Linked DNA regions of Homo sapiens: region 1 is linked to region 2. Evidence: read pairs that join two places in POLR2A ChIA-PET (ENCODE). Cell type or tissue: Caco-2. All regions are shown on one strand. Links, peaks and the distances in the headings refer to the core of each region. The heading gives the core; the rest is flanking DNA. Region 1 has its middle 120 kb from the start of SUNO1. Region 2 holds the start of SUNO1 (S-phase upregulated non-coding 1).

Region 1 (11,804 bases), core at 4,554-9,553, 120 kb after region 2:
AATTTACAGTGTCAGAACATATAGCCAACATACAGCCATTACAAGCCATACTCTTTCTTTTTTCCTCTCATTTAGTCCAAGGTCTATAAGTAACTTATTCTGTTGTCTATCTAGTCTTTTGGGTTGTCTGAAGATTTTTTTTCTTGTAGATTCCTCAAGAAAGGTTCATGGAAGCACTATTTTCTGAGTTCCTGCAGATTGATAATAGTAATCTTTATACTTAAAAATCAGTTTTCCTGGATATGACATCTTTGCCTCTCATTTTATTTCCTTGAGTATCTTAAACATATTTCTCCATTTTTTTCTGGCATAAAATATTGCTGTGAAAAAAATCTGAAAATAATTTAATTGACTTTCTCTTCTAAGTCACTTGCTCATCTTGCTGCAATAAGCAAATGATTTTTTTTTCTTTCTAGTTCAATTATTTGACTAGAATATGTCTAAGTGTTGATCATTTTGAGTTATCCATTCCAGGATCGATATTCTCAAGTACATGGTGAGCTCTTTCTTTTTTTTTTCATTAATCATTCCATGTTATTTTTAATTACATGCAAAGATCTAGCATGTTACCCAGAGACCACTTCACCATTGCTCTGTTTTACCCACTGTTTCACCCACCATTTCACCCACCACCAGTCTCTTGTCTCTCCCTTCAGCAATGGTGAGGCGGATACCCTTTCCTCGGGGAAGAGAAATCCATGGTTTGTTGCACTTGCCAGTAACAAAAATGTTGGAAAGCCAAGGGGCAAATCTGTTGCCATTGGCATCTTTCACATGAACCACATCAAAAGATCCACGGTGCTTCTTTCTGTTGGTGATCACACCAATTCTTCCCAGGTTAGTATCTCCAATCACCATACACAGGTTACCAGTGTCAAACTTGATGAAATCAGTGATCTTGCCAGTCTAAACAGTGTCATTCACCTTGACGAAGGAGTCAAGGTAGTGGATGGTGTGAGCATCGTGGAACCAGGTGAGGGATTCCTTTTGTGCCCACAAAGATTTTTCTTACTTTGCACAACTTGTACTTGGCCTCCTCCAGTGTAATACAATGTACAGCAAAGCGACCATTGATGCCACAGATGAGACAGAAATTCTCTCCCGTCTTGTGAATGCTGATGACATCCGTGAATCCAGCAGGGTAGGTTATATCAATTTGGACCTTGCCATCCATCTTAATGAACGGCTGCATGCAAATCTTTACTTTGTCTCCTATGAGGGCATACTTAAGTCTGTTCCTTAGGAAAATATTAGGAGAGACACTCTCTCAGCTTGTGGGGACTGGTGGTTGGACAAGGAGCAAACACACTAGTCAATTCATCCAGCATCCAATGCTGTGGAGCTGCTACCCGCTTCAGATGCTTCCTAAGACCACGAGCCACGACTGTATTAGGCACGGAAAGAGCATGGTGAGCTCTTTCAACATGCAATTCCAAATATTTTTCACTTCAGGAAACTTTTCTGAAAGTATAGTTTTCAGTGTTTGTTTTCTATCCTTGCCTTGGTTTTCTTCTTCAGGGACTCTTATTACGTAGGTGTTGGATCTTCTTTGCCTATCTGCAAAACATTTGCAACTTCTTCCAGAATTTCATCTCTTTCCTCCTTTATTTTTCACATTTTTCTCCTTTCAACTATTTTAAAGACATTATCTGTTGTTCTATTTGCATGTATATTCCTCCTAGTTTAGTCTTTATTTCTGAATTTTTTTTCTTCTATTTTTAGGGGTTTTTCTCAGTTCCATAACCTTTCCTGCTGGTCTAATTCTGACTTATGTTGTTCTTGCATGTCTTATATAATTTTCTCAGTGTCTTTTACCTTCTTTTGAATGAGAAGATTACAGTGTTGATTTGGTTTGTGAGCTTGTCTTTCTACATATTTTCTCTGTCTGAAAAAGTGTTATTCTGCTCTTTAATCTCTTTTTAAAAATAATAACTTGGTATAGGATTTGACCTCAATTGCTTGCTCATTTTTATGTAAAATTAATTTTCCTGAAATTTTAGAAGAAGGAGTGCCTCCAGGTAGCTTTTCTTATTTCACAGAACCCCCGCTTCACTTATGCTGTCTCCTCCAAAATTTGGAGGTTTGCTTTTTGAGATGTGCTGGCTCTGTGCCCCTCCAGCTTTTTCATCTGGACCTTCTCCTTCCTTCATCTTTATTGGCCCTGCTCTGCTCAATTCAATTTCTATTCCCAGCAGTTGCTTCTCAGTGTGGGAGCCTATCCTGAAAGGTACAATTTCAGAGCATCCATGGGAGTCTCCTCCAGGCCCTTGAGACCTTACCCCAGGCAGCCTGTGCTCGTCCATGATAAGAGAGGACAAAACCCCTCCCGATTTCAGTGACTGTTCCCAGATTGGTCTGCTGCACTTTCCAGTTAACACCTGTTTGCTCTTTGAGGATGCTCCTATTCTCTAGTCTGTCAAATACCCCATTAGTTCCCTCTGCATTCTTCCACATAGACACTGATACTCTAAAGGTCTTGTGGCTGTTGTTGGTTTGTCTTTGCCATTTTTGTTTTGAGGTTTCTGGGAATACCTTGTAATTAGTTTTGTTGTAAATGTCATCCATGTGTTTTTGGTTGGCCACTAGTGCTCTATTTTGTTTACAAATTTGTAAAAGGTAGAAAGCTCTGCCACCATCTTCCCAGAATTCCTTATTTTTATTTTTAATTTAATATGATCATGCAAACGCTAATAAGAACACCAGATAACAGGATGGACACTTAGCATTGTGTTACAATTGCTTACAGTATTCAGTGCAGTAACAGCCTGTACAGATTTGTAGCCTAGGAGAATAGACTAAACCATATAGCCTAGGTATGTAGTAGGCTGTACCACCTAGGTTAGTGTAAGTATGCTCTATGATGTTCACCCAATGACAAAATTTATGGTACCATAAATTTATGCATTTATGGTGTCAACACAAGAAGTTGGAGTGAACCTAAAATCCCCAGGTATTATAATAGGTATCTAAAAACTGTTCTGACAATCTTATAAAAAACTCAATGTGTGTTTTTTCATGCATTTAATTTCTAGATTTGCTTCAGTGTCCCTGTGAGAGGCTCACATTTATCTTTCCTTTATGCCTTAACTCCATTGCCTGTGTAATGAGGATAATATTTTTAATATTAGAAAGATACAATTTTTATTCCCTTGTAGTCATATTCCACCAAATAGGTAAAGCTGTGATTCAGAGTACCAGGCAAGGAATCAGTCACAGCCAAGAACAGATGGATCCCTATTCAGCTTTCCATCTCAAAACTGGCTTTTTGGGAGGCCACGACAAGACCAATGCCCTGAAGGCTGAGTTTTCTTGAAAAAGAAAGGCCCCTCCCATCTCCAAACCCAAAGTTCCTCTATAAATATTTATAATCCAAGCTGGGAGGACTTACCCTAGAGAAGACTACTTCTTGCGACAGAGAAGACTCAACCTGTGACACAAGGGACATTTCCACTGGATAAGAAAGAAAGAATTCTTGGCACTAGGGATATAAGAGAAATTCAGAAGGGACCCATCTTGATCCAGGTTCACATGAATGCACGGCCTGTGGCAGGTGTTCATCTATGATCACAGCTGGCAGATGTGCAGGCAGGTTGGCCACCAGCTCAGATGCATGTGGCTCAATCCTATGGGACCACCCAAGGAGCTTGATGATATGTGGAACCACATCACCACCACCACAGGGAAGAAAGGGGTGGCGTTTACCCATCAGCCTCCATGAGTTAAGGGTTTCCCTAGGGGTATTACCTCCCCTACATTTCCAGGTTGCACATGTGTGAGTGCTGAATGGGGACACATGGGAATCCCATGTCCCAGCATCAGAGGTTCCAAGGCAGGAATCAGGAGGCTGCAGGGAGGTACTGACAGGTTTCACCTGTGCAGTACTGGTCACTGCTGCAGCAATGTCTAAAAGAAGAGTTGAGTACACAGGCAGTGCCCAATATAGGACCCAGTGAAGTTCTTATAATAGAGAAAGCAAATATTTTAATCAGATGTTCTACCTTTCATTACAATGTGATTGTGACGGTCAATATTGAGAGTCAACTTGATTGGATTGAAAGATGCAAAGTATTGTTCCTGGGTGTGTCTATGAGGGTGTTGCCAAAGGAGATGAACATTTTTGTCAGTGGACTGGGAAAGGCAGACACACCCCCTATCTGGGTGGGCACAATCTAATCAGCTGCCAGCATGGCCAGAATAAAAAGCAGGTGGAAGAACATGGAAAGACTAAACTGGCTGAGTCTTCTGGCCTCCATCTTTCTCCCATGCTGGATGCTTCCTGCCCTCAAGCATCAGACTCCAAGTCCTTCAGCTTCTAGTCTCTTGGACCATCGACCACAGATTGAAGGCTGCACTGTCGGCTTCCCTACTTTCGAGGTTTTGGGACTTGGACTGGCTTCCTTACTCCTCAGTTGGCAGATGGCCTATTGTGGGACCTCATTTTGTGATCATGTGAGTCAATACTCTTTAATAAACTCCCCATTATATACACATCTATCCTATTAGTTCTGTCCCTCTAGAGAACCCTGACTAATACAGTGATTAATCACTTTCTGCAAGAAGTGAAGGTATGTACAGAGTCTGACACTAGATTTTCATTCATTACACATGCAACAAAGAACACATAAAGTCCTATAGACTTTATAAATTTCCTTTATAAATTATCCAGTCTCAGGTATGCCTTTAACAGCAGCGTGAAAAAGGACTAATACAGTTATCTTTTGGTAACTGCACATTTAAGGTGTTAATTTCATCCTTCAATTGACAGTCTGGGGTCTTCGGCTTGGTTGATCATTGCTCCAAGTCATCACTGGGCTTGGGGTCAGGAGGCTCATGCCAGGCTCTAAATGTCAAGTACTTACTGGGTACTGGACAGAGCTCTATGTCCTTGATGTGTTTAACTCATTTAATGCCCCTATCAACCCTATGAGGTAGGTACAATTACTATCTCCATTGTCCAGATGAGGAAATTGGGTAAGTTAAACAACATTAAGCAGCTTACTCAGGTCCCACAGCTAAAGTGGTGTCTTTATTTCCAGCACTTAAAATGTTTCTTGGCCATTCTTGCTCTTAAGGCTGAATGACATGTCTGCCATAACACTTTGTGCTTCTCTTTAATGCTGTCTTCTTTCCTCCCTAAACTTCCCATGGTTTCTAACATTCCCCTTTCCACAACAGACCCTGACTCCTATCTGAGAAATTACAGCCATTAAACAAAAATAACTACTGTTCTTGCTAATTTGGCCAAGGATGTGTCCCATTGCCTCATGCAAAGCGTGGTACCTTCCAGGTCCGTGGAGGTGCTGGGCTGGTATTGGGTGCTCACGGCCACTCCTGAGCTCTCACCGAATGCAAAGCATGGTGCTCTGCACCAGGTGCTCTGGGAGCTTGGGAAGAAACCATAAACACATGAACACACAGATAATACCAGCCCACAAATGAGCATGCCAGCAGAGTTCAGGAAGGGAGAAAGCACTGAACTGAATGGGAGGGCTTTCTAGATAACATTTGCACAGATGGGAAAGAGAGGAGACGGCATTTCCAGCAGGGAGACCAACTTCAGAAGAGGCACAGAAGTGGGAATGCAACTGCAATTGCTATTCTGATTCTAGGCTTGGTGGGAAAAAAAAAATGCTGGCAGAGACTGCCACTAGTGCTAGGAAAAATACGCAACAGTGTACGCCATCAATCAGCAAAGTGTGGCCTTCATGTTGCTTTTTTCTTGAATATAGTTTTTTCTTTAACTACCATGTCTATTCATTTTCAGTCTTCTGTGACTGCCATTAAATAAGACCTAAGAGAGGCATTGTTTTGGACTGAACCCCAACAGAGGCCCCAACCAGACCAAACCAAAATGGAGTCACTTGTGCTAAGTGCCACATCATCAAACTGAAACTTTAAGGAAGCAGGATAATTCCCAAACAGACCAGTTTTCCCTGAAGAACGGGAGATTTGCAGCAACCAATCAGAAAGGGCAGTTAACTCTGCCCTTTAACTCTGCTTTAATCCTTACAAGGAAAGTAAACTTAAAGTAACACTGTCTTGGCCGGGTGCGGTGGCTCACGCCTATAATCCCAGCACTTTGGGAGGCCAAGACAGGCAGAACGAGGTCAGGAGATTGAGACCATCCTGGCTAACACAGTGAAACCTCGTCTCTATTAAAAATACAAAATATTAGCTGGGCGTGGTGGCGGGCGCCTGTATTCCCAGCTACTCAGGAGGCTGAGGCAGGAGAATGGCATGAACCCGGGAGGCAGAGCTTGCAGTGAGCTGAGATCGCACCACTGCACTCCAGCCTGGGTGACAGAGCGAGATTCCGCCTCAAAAAAAAAAAAAAAAAAAAGTAACCCTGTCTTTTTTTTTTTTTGAAACAGAATCTCGCTCTGTCACCCAGGCTGGAGTGCAATGGTGCGATCTCCACTCACTGCAACCTCCGCCTCCTGGGTTCAAGCGATTCTCCTGCTTCAGCCTCCCGAGTAACTGGGACTAGAGGCTCACGCCATCACATCCAGCTAATTTTTTTGTTTTTAGTAGAGACAGGGTTTCACCATGTTAGCCAGATTGGTCTCAAACTACTGACCTCAAGTGATCCACCCAGCTCGGCCTCCCAAAGTGCTGGGATTACAGGTGTGAGCCACTATGCCTGGCCCCTGTCTTATTTTTTGTATTAAGCTGTTCCCTTGTTCCTGCTCAAGCTACTTTACAAAAATAAATTGTCCTGCCACACCTAATGCAGCACCTTTCTATTTTTAAATGGGATGCTGCCCAATTCGTGAATTGATAGTAAAAGCCAATTAGATCATTAAAATCAATTTAATAAAGTTTTTTATTGACACTGCTTTCCCATTACTACAGGAGAGCTGAGTGAGAGACCATATGGCCCCCAAAGTCTACCTAGCCTTACAGAAAAGGCTTGCTGGCTCCTGGTCTAGAATATCAACCTTCCGAAAGAAAAGCTGCCAAAGCCAACCAGTTGGCACTATGGGTGTAAAATACTCACACCCATTTATCCTAAGTTTACATGAAATTCAAGATACCCAAGCTAATTGCATTCTCAAAAAAAGGTATCAAAGAAGGTAAACTGTAAAAAAAACCTGATACTACAGATTCAAATGTAACTGCTTTCCATGTTTCAAAAGATTCTGGAGCACACTCTAATCTGGACAGATTCTATAGATAGGGACTGAGACTCCCAAAGGAGTTGGGATTTTAATAAGCAAATTCTCTCCTTCATTCATAGCAATAAACACAAAAATGTTCAAAGATCATCTGTATTGTATTTGTTAAGAATATGTTAAATAAAAGAAAATATACACAATCCATTAATGTGAAATAACTTGAAACAAAAATTCAGTTAAAGAATTGGTTTTACAAGGATAAAGATCACCAAGTTAAAATGCATTAATTCCAAGATCATTTTACCAAAAGTATCACTGAGCAAGATGATTCCCCATCTCCCAAAATGATAATTAAAGGAGAATGTGGATGTCCATGTATGCTTAGATATTTATAGGAATGGGGGAAAGACATGGTGGACACACAGATCAGAGGCATGGTAGGAAAAGCCCAGCATTGAAAGACACAGGCCTTGGCCGGGCTCAGTGACTCATACCTGTAATCCCAGCATTTGGGGAGGCCGAGACAGGCAGATCACCTGGGTCAGGAGTTTGAGACTAACCTGGCCAACATGGTGAAATCCCATCTCTTCTTAAAATACAAAAATTAGCTGGGCGTGGTGGCGTGAGCCTGCAATCCCAGCTACTCAGGAGGCTGAGGCAGGAGAATTGCTTGAACTGTAGAGACTGTAGTGAGCTGAGATCACACTACTGCACTCCAGCCTGGGCAACAGATAGAGACTCCACCTCAAAAAAAAAAAAAAAAAAAGGAAAGAAAGAAAGAAAGAAAAAGAAAGACACAGCCTTAGTCATAACTCTGCTGGGAATGAGTCGTGTGTCCAAACACAAGACACTTAGCCACCCTGGGACTCCCCTGCTTCAATGAAGGAATCCTGCTAGATTATCTCTAGGGGCTTTTTCCATTTTGAGATTCATAAAAATTAACAGAACGTAAGAGTCTGTTTTTGAGCAAGGGAAAATTGATTAATTTAATGAATGTAAACAAATAGAATCCTTTCTCAGCTTTCTGATATCTTGTGTTTACAGTATTTAAATAGACTTTGTATACTTGAAAGAATATGATTACTTCATGTAAGACCTAATACTATCTAGGCTTCTAAGAACCTTAATGTGTTGGACGTCTCAGATCAGAAAGAAAACTGTAGAGAACAAGCAAGGAATAAACACAGAAATCCCCTGAGAAGAGTAACGCGGTTAAGAAACAGCCTGTGGCCTTGAGCAGCTGTGTGATCACCCACTAACGGTGCTCACTTTAAGAGTGTGGCACAGAAATGAGGGGACCGCACACATCAACACCCCCTTCCAGCGCTCATCAACAGCAGTAATGAAGGCCGCCCTCCAGGGAGAATTAGAATGAGATTTGGGAAATGGCATCAGACACATAAGAAAAGAACAGGAAACATGTTCAAGAACAGCTCAATGTTGCCAAAAGAGCAAAGATCATAAAATGGGGGTGGGGAGTGGAGAGGGAAGACTGTTTCCTGACTTTCTCCTGACAGAGGAAAACATTCTGGGGGCACAGATCCTGGGGAGTAACAGGAACAAAAACACCCGGGGCTGGTGAGTGTGCGAGGAAGGCGATGGACCCCATGGGTGTTCAGCCAGAAAGCTGGGAGTATGTTCCTACGTGGCCACAAAGCAGGGCCGGGAATCAGACCCTTCCAGGGGCCGTCGGAGAGAGCGATCAGGCTCGGAGATGTGGATAGGCAGCCGAACGCATAGGAGCGGGTGCGGGAGATCACCCAGAGAGAAGGTGAAGGGTGGGGCCTGGCTGCCTTGAGGGAGGAGAGGCTGCCAAAGATCACCGGGAGAACAAACGCCAGGCCTGGGAGTGACATAGGAGGCAGGACTGGACTCAGGAGACGGGGCTCAGACATCTAACCAAATGGAAGACTAGCTAAAACAGGGCTGTGTGCAGAAGCACCTTTCCGTAAGACACACCCACCAGCGCACCATGTCGGTTTATCATTGTCAGGGCAACACTCGGGAGTTACTGCCCCTGTCCATGGCAACAGCCCACTGACTCAGAAGTTACCACCCTATTTCTAGGAATTTCTGCATAATCCACCCCTCAATTTGCATATAATTAAAAGTACATATAGCCGGGTGCGGTGGCTCACGCCTGTAATCCCAGCACTTTGGGAGGCCGAGGTGGGTGGATCACGAGGTCAGAAGATCGCGACCATCCTGGCTAACACGGTGAAACCCCGTCTCTACCAAAGATACAAAAAATTAGCCGGGCGTGGTGGCGGGCGCCTGTAGTCCCAGCTACTCGGGAGGCTGAGGCAGGAGAATGGCAAGAACCTGGGAGGCGGAGCTTGCAGTGAGCCGAGATCACTGCCACTGCAGTCCAGCCTGGGCGACAGAGCGACAGAGTGAGACTCTGTCTCAAAAAAAAAAAAATTAAATGGAATAAATAGGAAATAGAATACCACAGAACACAATAGAAGATGTAAGAGAACATCCAAATAATAAGTATTGCTTCCAGAAACATGAAAGATAAGTGTGTGTGACCTGGAATGCAATAGGAAAAGAGGGTCTCAATTTCACTAGGAAATTGAATGATGAAGTGCATCAAAAAGTGGGGAAGTCGCCGGGCGTGGTGGCTCACGCCTGTAATCCCAGCACTTTGGGAGGCCGAGGCGGGCGGATCACGAGGTCAGGAGATCCAGACCATCCTGGCTAACACAGTGAAACTCCGTCTCTACTAAAAAATACAAAAAATTAGCCAGGGGTGGTGGCTGGTGCCTGTAGTCCCAGCCACGCGGGAGGCTGAGGCAGGAGAATGGTCTGAACCCGGGAGGCCGAGCTTGCAGAGAGCCGAGATCGCACCACTGCACTCCAACCTGGGCGACAGACCGAGACTCTGTCTCAAAAAAAAAAAAAAAAGTGAGGAAGTCACAGACATAAAGGAGAGGCTGGAGAGGATACAGGAGGCAGGGCTGGGGTATGGGTGAAAGAGAGTCAGAGAGAGCAACAGGAACAAAGGAGGAGAGGATAGGGTATTCTTATGGGGTCTTGCTATGTTGACCAGGCTGAATGCTGCTCAAGCAATCCTTCCACGTAGCTGAGACTATAGGCATGCCACCGCTGGCCAGGATGGCGCATTCTGATAAGCAATGAGTCCCTCCTTTTTTTTTTTTTTTTTTTTTTGGGAGTGGGGACAGATTCTCTCTCTGTCACCCAGGCTGGAATGCTGGAATGCAGTGGAATGCACCCGGCTAATTTTTGTAATTATAGTAGAGACAGGGTTTTGCCATGATGGCTAGGCTGCTCTCGAACTCCCGACCTCAAGTGATCCACCTGTCTTGGCCTCCCAAAGTGCTAGGATTACAGGTGCAAGCCACAGCACCTGGCCTCAGTCCCTACTCTCTTTCTCTTCCTCTCTCACTCCCTCTCCCTTACATCTGCTCCATCACGAAGGCTTGGCCACGAGGCTGCAAGTTAGGAAGATACAATTCAGAATACAAAGTAGAAAGTCAAACATTAGCCCCTTCTAGTTCCAAGGAATTTGAGGGTGAGGGTATGGGAAGGAAAGGAGGGGACTGAAAGATGAGGAGAAAGCAGGGCAGTCAATGGCCTGGAGGATGCAATCAAGGAATGATACTGGGAGGGGCAACTTCACCAGAAGGGCGTGAGGATGCATGCAGGATGCAACGTCCGAATAAGTCAGCAGGTGCCAGTGATGACCGAGCTAAGATGCATTGGCTGAAGTAGGTATGGGACAGGTCCATTGGCTAATGTAAATAAGGGACAAGGTCAATGGAACTTCAAGGTCAAGGTGCTAGACAGATTGTACATGTGGGTCCCAAAGTCCTCCAAGGTGGTTGCAAGGCTAGATGTGCAGAGAGATCATGAACCAAGTCCTGGGTGAACAAGGCTCTCAGTGGTCATCTCCCTGATAACAAAATTGCTGCCCTCTGCTGATACAGAACGGGGGCAGGCCTCCAGGAGTGCAGAGGCAGGCTGAGGGTCTGGGGCTCTAACTGGCCCTTAGACAGCCTTTCACATAATTTTCCTATTTTTAGACCCACCTTCAACTTCAGTCTGCCTATTCCTAAGTCTTTTGGGGATTTTGTCAAATAAATTGGGATGCTTTATGGCTTTTCTCCCAGCAGCTTGGAATACAGCTTTCTTGTGTCTGCCAAGTCAGCTACCTCTCACTCAAGTGCTTTCTAGCTTCCAAAATGTTGTCACTATTTTTCTTCTTTCTTGTCCTTTTTGTTCTAATGGATTTTTCTTTTTAAAAGATCCTTTTACTCTTGCTTTGGTTGGGTTTCAGGAAGGACCAAAAGTAAACACATGTTGAATCTACCATCTTTACCCCTGAGCTACTTTTATGACTGTAAAAAACAATAGTGCTGTATTCAGGCTGGGCACGAGGCTCACGCCTATAATCCCAAGCACTTTGGGAAGCCAAAATGGGCAGATTGCTTGCAACCAGGAGTTTGAGCTTGAGCAACAGGGTGAAACATTATCTCCACAAAATACCAAAAAATTAGCCGGACATGATAGCATGCTCCTGTAGTCCTAGGTACTTAGGGGGCTAAGAGGATCACTTGAGCTCGGAGAGGTTGAGGCTGCAGTGAGCTGTGATTGTGCCATTGTACTCCAGCCTGGGCAACAGAGCAAGACCCTGTCTCACACACATACACACACACACACACACAA
Region 2 (11,804 bases), core at 4,339-9,338:
ACACACTGATTTTTTTTTAACTTTCTGTAGAGGTGGGGGTCTCACTATGTTGCCCAGGCTGGTCTCGAACTCCTGGCCTCTAGTGATCCTCCTACCTCACCTCTCAAAGTATTGGGATTATAGGTGTAAGCCACCATGCCAAGCCTGTTTTCTATTTATTCTCTTGGTTTTGAGTCATTTGGTCTTGTCTTCTGATATGCCTCATATATTTTGAACAAATGCTGCATGTTTTGTATGAAAAATTGTAGAACCAATGTGATGCTGTAGATGATGGTATCTTTCTCCAGAGAGTTTATTTTGCTTTTGTCAAGCAGTTAGTATAGAGGCAGAGCATCTTAATCTGATTTGAATAAAAGCTGAATCTTTTTTGAGAGTTGATCAGAGGCTGTAACCAAAAGCCTAGGGTATTACCAGAGCCTTTCTGAGACTGCCAAAGCTTTGCCCAGCTTCTTAGCCTTTAAATCACTGCTCCTAGAAGCAAATGCCTGGAGGGGAAGAACAGTGCCAAATGTTAGGCTCATCTTTCTAGGTTTCCCTTTCTCTAGGATCTTCCCCTCTCAAGTCCTCACTGTCTGGATAGCTCTCTGATTTTATTTATTTATTTTTTTCATGGCCAGGTCTCATTCTGTCGCCCAGGCTAGGGTGTAGTGGCACTATCTTGGCTCACTGCAACCTCTGCCTCCTGGATTCAAGCGATTCTCCTGCTTAAGCCTCCCAAGTAGCTGGAACTACAGGTACATGTCACCAGGTCTAGCTAATTTTTGTATTTTTAGTAGAGATGGGGTTTCAGCATGTTGCCCAGGCTGGTCTCAAACTCCTGGACTCAAATGATCCACCCCACTTGGCCTCCCAAAGTGTTGGGATTACAAGCATGAGCCACCATGCCTGGCCAGTCTCTGATATTTTAAAACAGATTTTTAAAATTATCTAACTGTTCCAGTTGTTTAAGGTGGGAAGTTTCATTTGATCCAGACTGGCGTTCCAGAGCCAGAAGAAGAGATCTCAACTGTTCCTTTAGCATAATTCCTCACCTATAATGATGGTTAGCATAAAAATTAAGGTTTAGGGTATTGGCTTTGAATTCATAAATTCCATCTGGGTGGGTTTAAAAAGTATAAGTTGGTTAAACTGGTTGGAAAGAGTGGAAAATTATAGTTCTCTGTTAAGATAAATTGTTCTAACTAAATTAGTATAAGAAGCGTTTGAGCAGTCACTGGAAACATACAATACATCCCAGTTAACTTTCCGGTACTTTTTCTCTTAGTGAAGTATACGTTTGTTTTATAGCAGCAAGAATTAGGGATGCTTCTAGCCTTCTCAGCCTTCTGTCAGGCTCTGGGTCATCTTGTAGTATGCTTGTTAGGTCCCTAAGAAGACACTGTGTTTGCCTCTCTGTTTATGCCTCAGGTAAACCCATTCAATAAACATATAGCAATCACATTTAAAGATTCTCATCTTACTTATCCAAAAGTTTCAGAAATTGTCCTTTTAAAGTACAAACATCCATAAAAACCGAGAAGATGGGCCGGGTGTGGTGGTTCACGCCTATAATCCCAGCACTTTGGGAGGCCGAGACGAGCAGATCACCTGAGGTCAGGACTTTGAGACCAGCCTGGCCAACATGGCAAAACCCTGTCTCTACTAAAAATACAAAAAAATTAGCCAGCCATGGTGGCGCATGCCTCTAATCCCAGCTACTTGGGAAGCTGAGGCAACAGAATCACTTGAACCGGGAAGTGAAGGTTGCAGTGAGCCAAGATCGTGCCACTGCGCTCCAACCTGGGTGACAGAGGGGGACTCTGTCTCAAAAAAAAAAAAAAAAAAAAATCCCTGAGAAGAAGAAAAGAATAAACAGAACACACACACAAATAATTTTGCACAGCAGAGTGGAGAGGTGATACAGCCAGCCACTTGTCAAATAACTACAGCTGTTGCAAGCTTGATCTTGGCAGGTTGTTCATGCCACATGGGGAAAAGGGCCTTCAAAGCACAAAGTTCGACCCATTCTGGCAGAGTATCAGGATGAACTAGTTAACCTGAAGGCCAGGCTGCATGCTGGACAAGAACAGCTGGGAAGGCTGAGGGCATCTACTGCAGGCACTCACGTTTTGAAGCACAAGTAGGTTTTATTACCAAGGCTGTGCATAGCCACCAGCGAAAGTATAGGTAAGGCTGCTTAGTGAACTGCTTTGGGAACTGAATGAGCAGAAACGAATCTGTGAGCCCTAGAGACTATCCTCTAAAAAGGCCATGGACTGATTGTATGATAATGTTTGGGCCTCTGAACACAAGTGGGAGATTCAAGACCAGCCACTCAAATCAGATTGCTTCAGTTAATAAAATAAGGGACAATGACAGGAAGTACATGGTGTGGGGGCTGGTCCTCTCAACTCCTTGGAGAGACACACAGAAGAAAAAAAATGGTTTTAGCTAGGCTATAATCACAGAATCTGTTAGGACTAAACGGATCCTCCTTGTAGATAGAGTCTAACGTTAACCACCTTATGTTACAGATGAACAGACACCATGCCGAAAACTCCTTTTCACCTGCCAGTCCTCATATCAAACACTCATTCTTCGGCAAAGGCTTCCCTGCTTCCATTTGGTGGCTCTATCCTTCATTCATTTATTTTCTTTATTTTTCTTCTTTTTTTGTTTTAGAGGGAGTCTTACTCTGTCGCCCAGGCTGGAGTGCAATGGCACGATCTCGGCTCACTGCAACCTCCACCTCCCCAGTTCAAGTGATTCTCCTGCCTCAGCCTCCCTAGTAGCTGGGATTACAGGCATCTGCTACCATGCCCAGCTAATTTTTGTGTTTTTTAGTAGAGATGGGGTTTCATCATGTTGGCCAGGCTGGTCTTGAACTCCTGACCTCAGGTGATCCACCCTCTTCAACCTCCCAAAGTGCTGGGATTACAAGCGTGAGCCATAGCGCCTGGCCTTCTTCATTATTTTCTAATCTCAAGTGTGAGCTCCATCATTTCAGGAGCTCAAGAAAACAAAAGGTCCTCAATATCATTTGCTGAAGGGACACATGAGAAGGGGTATCTGCAAAGTGCACTGAGTCTCCATTGTCCTGAGCCCCAGCCCAGGCAATTCAGCCAGACTCCAATAGCAGTTCAAAAGTTTCAGAACACTCTGAAAAAACAATTTAAACATGATATGAAATATAGAGAATAACAGAATGACCCACCATGTACACATTACTAATGCCCCATCATTTTCCCATCTATATCTTCACACACTTCCCTTGCCCCATCTAAAACTACTTACACACAAATCCCAGATATCCTATCATTCCCTCTAAATATTTTATCCTGTATTTTCAGAAGATAATTTTAAAAATACCACCATAATATTACCGTTTCTAAAAAATTTAAGAAGACTTTTAAAATATCAAATATCCCATCAGTATTGAAATTCACAAGTGTCCTAAAAACGTTAGTTTTTTTTTCTTTTTATCATTTGTTTGATTCAGAATCTAAATGTGATTATTTTCCTTGCAATTCATTATTGAAGAACTGGGTCGTTTATCCTGCGGTTTTACAAGAGCTGGATTGTTTTGATTATGTCCCCATAGTGCTGTTTAACATGTTCCCCTGCAGTTTTCATTTCATGTAAATTAGTACAGGAGTCCCCCCCCATCCTCCAGGATATATTCCAAGACCCCCAGTGGCTGCCTGAAATCATGGACAATAGCAAACCCTACATACTGTAGAGTATGTTTCTTCATATATATATATATATATATGAATGATAAAGTTTAATTTATAAACTAGGCACAGTAAAAGATTAACAACAGTAACTAGGCACAGCAAGAGATTAACAGCAATAACTAATAATAAAATAGAACAATTACAACAATGCACTGTAATAAGAGTTACGTGAATGTGGATGTAGTAACCCAGACGGGTATTGAGTGACTAATGGGCAGGTGGTATGGACAGTGTAGATACACAAGGGGATGATCGCATCAGGGTGGTGGAGTGGCTTCGTTGTCTGGGGTAAATACTTGAGGTTCATTGCCTCATACCAAGGAAATCAAGGATCCAGATGTATGTGAAATGAGGTTAACAGCGGAGGTTTAATAGGCAAAAGAAAGAGAAAAGAGAATAGCACTCTCTCCCACAAGAGACGGGGCGGGGGGGAAGGGGCGGGGCGGGGAGGGGCGGGGCGGGGCGGGGGGCCGGCCGGCAGCCCTGGAGGAGTGCACTGGATTTCATAGATAAGCTTGAGGAGGCGGTGTCCGATTTACATCGGGCCCAAAGATTGGTTGGACTAGGTGTGATGTTTACATAACTCGCAGGGAAGCCGGCTACCCCACCCTAATCTTTTTTTTTATTTTAGACAGAGTCTTGCTGTGTTGCCCAGGCTGGAGCGCAGTGGCGCAGTCTTGGCTCACTGCAACCTCCCAGGTTCAAGCAATTCTCCGGCCTCAGCCTCCCAGGTAGCTGGGATTACAGGCGACCACCACTAGGCCTGGCTAATTTTTGTATTTTTAATAGAGACGGGGTTTCACCACGTTGGCCAAGCTTGTCTTGAACTCCTGAATGCAGGCGACACCTCCTCCCCCGGCCCTCAGCTTCCCAAAGTGCTGGGATTATAGGCTTGAGCCACCTCGCCCAGCCCACCCCACCCTAATCTTATTATGTAAATGGGGTCTTTGCTTGGCCGGGGTTATGTTGCCTGCTCCTTGGTGTACACATGTCTGGCAAAGAGAAGGGAAGATTGAGCCGCCTTTTTGAACATGCCTAGTCCCAGGTAGCCTTTTCCTATTGGCACAGCTGCTGGCATTCACCCGTGCAAGCTTCTAGCTTGCTTGTCTATGTCTGCAGCTCGATTTTACAGGCTGCTCTTTGTTAGAAAAGAAAATGATTTGGGGGCTGCTTTCCATTAAAAGGAAAACCTTACCAAGGACTTCCTTACCCTCACTATCTGCCTAAATCATTTCTTCTTAACTCCCCTATCAGTGGGACAGAGCGGGCCAGCAGGAGATTTCATTGTGCTATTCAGAATGGCACGAAATTTAAAACTTACAAATTTTTTTTCTGTAATTTTCCATTTACTATTTTTAGACTGCGGTTGACTTGGGTAACTGAAATCAAAGCAAGACGGTGGGTAGGGGGGACCACTGTGGTTGATCTCAGTGGTCTAGACACCTTTTGGGACCCCTCAGAGCTCCATATATCAAACCTGAATCTGATCATTCATGGGGGTTCAGTGGGGCCCCAAGAGATGTCTAGACCACCTCATAGTTGATGCTGAGTTTTTTTATTTCAAGGCATATAATGTGGGGAAATGGAGTGATCTCTTTTTCTGATGTCAGCAGCCACTGCTAATCGTGCCTACATCCATTCATTCATCAGGGATGCAAAATAGTGATATTCTGTCTATTGATTCTTCCTCACTTAATAGCTGGAAATACTTTAGGAGAAATACCCATCTCAGATACCGTGTGGCCACCAAAGCCCAATTTTAACACAATTGTAACCAAGACAATGCTTTCTCTCCTTACAGTCCTCTGCAGGAGGTTGAGCGACTTTAAGCAAACCTTTTTTTTTTTTTTTTTGAGATAGAGTTTTGCTGCTGTAGCCCAGGCTGGAGTGCAATGGTGTGATGTCGGCTCACTACAACATCTGCCTCCAGCGTTCAAGCGATTCTCCTGCCTCAGCCTCCTATGTAGCTGGGATTACAGGCACGTGCCACTAAGCCCAGCTAATTTTTTGTATTTTTAGTAGAGACAGGGTTTCACCATGTTGGCCATGCTGGTCTTGAACACCTGACCTCAGGTCATCCGCCCACCTCGGCCTCCCAGAGTGCTGGGGTTACAGGCATGAGTCACTATTTATTTTCTAGCCAAGAACTGACTGGCAGAGGTGGGCCCGACAGCTGTGGGAAACACATTCTTGCCTGGTTCTCTCCCGGCCAGTCAGCTGAAGCAGAGGCCCTGCCTACCCAGAGATTTTCTCAAAGCAGCACGGCTCCAGGGCCTGCTCTAAAGGTCTGGCCTTTCTCTTTGAAAATGTTTTCTCCTGTAATTAAGGGATTTTCTAACTTGAGCAATAGATTAAAATTCATCAAAATTATATTTTCAGAAAGCCATAAACCTGAAGCTACTAAGGTCTGGCTCCAGGAAATCCTGAATCCAGGAAGGATGCTCAGCGGGACAGAATTGAAGACAATAGTTCATCATCTTTCCTTCCCAGGATCGAGAATATCCCAAGGAAATGCCAAGTAAAAAAGTAAAATCAGCGATTGATTTTGCGTTTGGAGAACTGACCACGTTTCTTGATCAAATGCCGATTGCAAGTCTGAGTCAAGGTTGAGCATATAAAGGAATCCTCCCGGGTACCTCCCCTTGGGGTCTTCACATGATGTGATTTTGAAAAACCAGACTCGGGCGATCAGAGACCTCACTGCGGAGGAAATGAAGGATGCCTCGCTTCCAATACCTGGCTCCCATGAACACTCCCTCGGGTCCCTGCTAGCGCCAGCCTGAGACAGAGAGCGCTTCCTGTCCTGCTGACTGCAGAAGTTAAACGGAATCTCCACTCCCGGATTGAGGAAAGAAAGGCGTCTTCCTGTTGATTTTCGCGAGGCTGCTGACCTTCGCGGCGCCCCGACTGGGCCCACCCCGCGGAGCTGTCGGGGCAGCAGGCGCCCAGGACTTCCTGAATCCCCGGCCCCTCTGGCCTAACCTAGATCTCCCAGGACTCAGGCCTGGGAAAATCACGGCGTCTGCCAGGCCCTCCTCGCAGGCTTTGCAGTTTGCTAACTCGCGGTGCGGCCTTGGGACAGTGCCTCAGTTTCCCCAAGTGTAGTGAAGTAGGGCTGGACCGTGATTCTCAGAATCACCCAAGAAGCTTTTCCAGCATCGCCTGCCAGGGTGTCCCTGGGGACCCACCGGATCGGAGAGGGGGTCGGGGGCGAAAAGCGCCAGGAGGCTGGCAGCCCGGGCTGGAACCCGGGACTCGGGCTCGCCCGCCTCGGCAGCTACTCCACGGTCTGCCTGGCCCCGGAGCTCGCCTTCGGCCTGGGCGGGGTCTTGCGCGTCTCCGGGCCGGTTCCGGGAGGCCGGGCGGGGCGGGGCGGGCCGGGCTGGGTTGTCCCACCGGAAAGACTCGTTTCAGCTGGAGCAGGCGGCGGCCGGGCGGAAACAGACTTGTCGCCCCCGCCTCGGGCACTCCCCGCTCCCCCACCCCACCACCCTCCCCCCCCGCCCTGCGCGGCCCGCCAGGGTCCGGGAATCGCTGGCCTGCAGCTGGGGCAGCCCCGGGTCACCCCCGCCCACGCCTTCCCCGCCCACAGGACGCGCCCCCTAGGCCACACCTGAGCTCGCCCTGCGGTCCCGGGCAGTGACTCCGCCGAGCCTCGGTGGGGGAGGGGACAGGGGAGAGAATAGGGAAGAGGGGCGCGATCTGTGTCTGGGACCCGTTGCCAAGAAACCCGACCCTCGGGCTCTGGCCATCAGCAGCCGCGGTGCAGCTGCCTCCCCCTGCCTCCAGGTCGCCCAGCAGAGCTTTCTAGAGCTGGGTGCTCAGAAGACCCCAGGCGGAGGCAAGAACCTTGGGCCGCGGCTCTGTGGGAAAAGCCCTCGGGGAAGCCAGACGGCGCGCTCCAGCTCCCCATCGCGGGCGTGGGCCCCGGGGTGGAGGCAGTTGGGTCGCGGCCCTGCCACCCCCATGCTGCACGGCCTCGGCCCAGTGCCACCACCTCTGTGGGCCGCCGTTTCAGCCTCCAGATGGGGTGGCGGCGGGCCCCAGCCCTTGCCCCAAGTCTCTAAGGAAGGGTCTGGCCTGGCCCGCCCAGATCCGAGCTGCTGCGTACGCGCGGGGCTGGGAGCTGCAAAAACGCCCGGGGCCCAGGGTGAGCGGCTGGGCCCTCGGGGGACCCGGCGCGCGCGGGGGCTCCAGCTCCGCCCTGTTGGGGGCCAGAGCAGGAGGGAGGCCGCCCCAGCTTGTTCTGGGCCGCAGCCCTGCCGACCGCACGGGACAGGCGCCGCGTCCTCTCTGGGCCTCCAAGACGCAGACTAGAAGCCCATAGCTGCTGGGAAGATGGGCACCCCAGGTCTCCGCGCACGGCCTTCCCAGGGCCACGGTGAAACATGGATGCGACACTCAGGCACCTTCCCGGCCCCCGGCGAAAACGCAAAGCCTGAGCCCATGATGGGCTCGGAAGCTCTGCGGGATTGAGTCATCAGAGGAATGCTGATCTAGAAGTACAATGGCTGGAAGACACCCGCAGAAACCGCGGGCACTGGAGAGCAAGTGCAGCTTTAATCTCCAGGCGTGATTTAGATGGAAAGCAGCCTGAAGACCAGTTAAGAGAACCGCGAGCAGAGCGCGCTGGACTAGCACCAACAGACGTGAGTTCGAGACCGTCCTGCCCCTTAATCCTGTGTGACCTTGGTCCATTTTTTAAGTCTGTGAGCCTCGCAGTGTTCTCATTCCTGAAAAGAGCCTGCCCCATCTCCGGACTGCAGTGAGAACAAAAGGAGACTATGAACATGACTTTTTGCCACTTTTGAAGCCCCACACTGAGGAAAGATTTTCCTAGCACTTGGGAGATTTTCTTTAGCACCAGCTGCCAAGAATGCTGGGAAGGAGACAGCCCCATCCCAGAAGGAAGACACCTTAAATCAGAACTTTATTTTTCCTCCTATGAAAATACAATCTAATACTGGAGAAGTGTAAAAATTAAGGAGTCATTAGAAGCCATTTGTTGTTGTTGTTGTTGTTATTGTTTTGAGACAGGATCTTACTCTGTCACCCAGGCTGGAGTGAGGTGGCACGATCATTGCTCACTGTAGCCTCCAACTCCTGGACTCAAACAATCCTCCCTTCTCGGCCTCCCAAGTACCTGGGACGAGAGGTGCACTGGGCGTGGTAGCACACATCTGTAGTCCCAGGTACTTTAGAAGCCGAGAAGGGAGGTCTCACTATTTTGCCCAGGCTGGTCTCCAACTCCTGGGATCAAGCCATCCTCTTGCCTCGGCTTCCCAAAGTGTTGGGATTATAGGTGTGAGCCACCACTCCCAGCCTGTTGTTTTAACTTTCTATCAAAGAAATGGATGGAGGGTGGACAGGGATGCTGGGTGCTTTAGATTAGACTTGAAAGAGTTAACAGCATAGGTTACAGAATCACACATACCCGAATTGGAATCTCATCTTGACCCTTTACTACCACTGTTTCGTTATGTTAGTGACTTAACCTCTCTGTGCTTCAGTTTCTTCATCTGTAAAATGAAGAAAATGGCACCAACCTGTGGGGTTGTTGAGAAGATGAAATGCAATAGTGAATGTAAAAGTGCCTGACAGGACCCAGCACGTGGTAATACATAATAAATGCTAGCTAGTTTTGGTTTCCATCCTTCCTTCCTACCAATTTTTATTGTAAAATATTTTTAAACATGCGGAAGAGTTGAAAGAATCATACAGTGAACACCCACGCATGTTCCACCTAGCTTCTGCATTAACATTTTTACTCTATTTGCTCTATCACATATCTGTCCATCTAGCTTTCTTTCCCTCTATCCATATATCAATCCATCTGTTCTGGTTACTACTGTTATGTAACAAATTCCTCAAAACTTCGTGACTTGAAAAAAACAGCCATTTTTGTCATGCTCATGGATTTCATGAGTTAGAAATTCAGACAGATTGGCTTGTTGCTGCTCTAGGACGTCTGGGGTCTCAGCTCGGAGGACTTGATGCCTGCAGGCTGGAATCGTCCTGAGGCATCTTCACGCACATGTCTGGGGGTTGCCAGCATCGTGCCTGCGTGTGATCTCATCATGAAGCTCAGACTTCCTCCCAGCATGGTAGCCTCAAGGTAGCTGAACTTCTCCCAGGGCGGCTCAGAGCTCCGAGAGTGTGTTCTGGCAAACAAGGCAGAAGTTGCAGTGCCTTTATAACCCAGCCTTGCAAGTTACATAGCATTGCTTCCTGTTGGTCAAAGCAGCCATAGATTCAAATAGGGGAGAATTAGGTTCCACCTCTTGCTGGTGATGTGGGAGGCTCATTTTGTAGATCTGTGGCACAGGAACTGTTGTGGCCATCTTTGGAGATGCCACATTTACCCCTTTGGTCACAATAATGCTTGTGCAATATGCACAAATTCTCATTCCATGAAATCATCAGGCTCAGAGTCCAAGATTCCTTTTTATTGTTGTTGTTGGCTTTTGTTTTTTAGAGATAGGGTCTTGCTCTGTTGTCCAGATTGGAGTGCAGTGGTGCCATCATAGCTCATTTGAGCCTGCAACTTCTGCTCCAGTGATCCTCCCACCTCAGCCTCCTGAATAGCTGGGACTGCACACATGCACCACCACACCCATCTAATTTGGTTTTTATTTTGCAGAGACAGGGGTCTCGCTATGTTGCCCGGGCTGGTTTTGAACATCTGGCCTCAAGCAACCTTCCCACCTTGACCTCCCAAAGTGCTGGGACTACAGATGTGAGCCAATAAACCACTTCAAAATAAACCTTTCTTGTCCGGGCGAGGTAGCTCACACTTGTAATCCCAGCACACCAGGAGGCCGAGGTGGGTGGATTACCTGAGGTTGAGCAACAAGGAGAAACCACGTCTGCACTAAAAATACAAAAATTAGCTGGGTGTGGTGGTGTGCGCCTGTAATCGCAGCTACTTGGGAGGCTGAAGCAGGAGAATCACTTGAACCTAGGAGGCAGAGTTTGCAATGAGCTGAGATCACGCCACTGCACTCCAGCCTGGGCAACAGAGCGAGACTCTGTCTCAAAAAAAACCCAAAAACTAAAATAAGCCTTTCTCTCTTTTGGGTTCCCCATGAAATTGCTGTGGGACAATGCCCTTAAGATTCCTAGAAGTTGGTTGGGCGCAGTGGCTCACGCTTGTAATCCCAGCACTTTGGGAGGCTGAGGTGGGTGGATCACCTGAGGTCAGGAGTTTGAGACCAACCCGGCCAACATGGTGAAACCCTGTCTCTACTGAAAATACAAAGAATTAGCTGGGCATCGGGGCAGATGCCTGTAATCCCAGTTACTCAGGAGGCTGAGGCAGGAGAATTGCTTGAACCTGGGAGGCAGAGGTTGCAGTGAACTGAGATCCCAGGCTATGCACTCCAGCCTGGGAGACAGAGCAAAACTTAGTCTCAAAAAAAAAAAAAAAAAAAAAGATTCTTAGAAGTCCTATTGTTTAACACAGAGGATCTACAAAGTATGCTGTTAGTTTCCTTAAGAGGCTTTTTGTCTGGTTGAAAGGGTCTACAAGGCACCACCATAAAATTTTCTCATATCTTAAAGAAGAACTTTACAGTGGGGCACTTGGTTCACCCTTACCCTGAGCTGCTTTCCTAACAGTGCCCTGGGTCTGATCTTTGCCCTTTTTGAATCTTCCACTGGGAGAAACGTGGAATGAGAAACAGTTTTTTGTTTTGTTTTGTTTTTTGAGACAGGGTCCCACTATGTCACCCAGGCTGGAGTGCAGTGGTGCAATCGTAGTTCGTTGCAGCCTCAACCTTCTGTGCTTAAGCGATCCTCCTGCCTCAGCCTCCCAAGTAGCTGGGACTACAAGTGCACGTCACCATGCCTAACTTTTTAAAAAATGTATTGTAAAGAACATTTTTTAAATTTTTATTTTTATTTTTTATTTTTTGTAGCTATGTTGCTCAAACTGGTCTCAAATGCCTGGGCTCAAGCAATCCACCCGCCTTGGCCTCCCAAAACGCTGGGATGACATATGTGAGATACTGTGCCCAGCTGAGAAATAGTTTTTGAATCCACCTGGTCCCGACTTCTAAATTCTGCCTGAAGCTGAATATTTCTTTCTCT

What was found. ChIA-PET counts read pairs that join two places held together with the same protein. Peaks named below come from ENCODE experiments on the same cell type or tissue, not always from the same donor. Only the 100,000 strongest peaks of a DNase experiment are listed, where the experiment ranks them.
Region 1: POLR2A ChIA-PET joins it to region 2 with 9 read pairs; 2 of 35 experiments call an interaction of 5 or more read pairs at or near these places.

The regions. Positions count from the first base shown.
Region 1 is chr19:34,022,046-34,033,849 of GRCh38, forward strand. It overlaps the pseudogene RPS4XP20. Among named protein-coding and RNA genes, the nearest start is that of SUNO1, 120 kb to the left of the region's middle. RefSeq lists a silencer at 8,803-8,955. In Caco-2, for the core only: no CTCF peak of the experiment used is centred there; no DNase peak of the experiment used is centred there.
Region 2 is chr19:33,899,027-33,910,830 of GRCh38, forward strand. It overlaps SUNO1 (S-phase upregulated non-coding 1), which reads left to right and starts at 5,873. Exons shown (of 2, transcript NR_186328.1): 1 at 5,873-6,001; 2 at 6,096-9,367. In Caco-2, for the core only: no CTCF peak of the experiment used is centred there; a DNase peak (open chromatin) is centred at 7,105; H3K4me3 peaks cover 1,336 bases.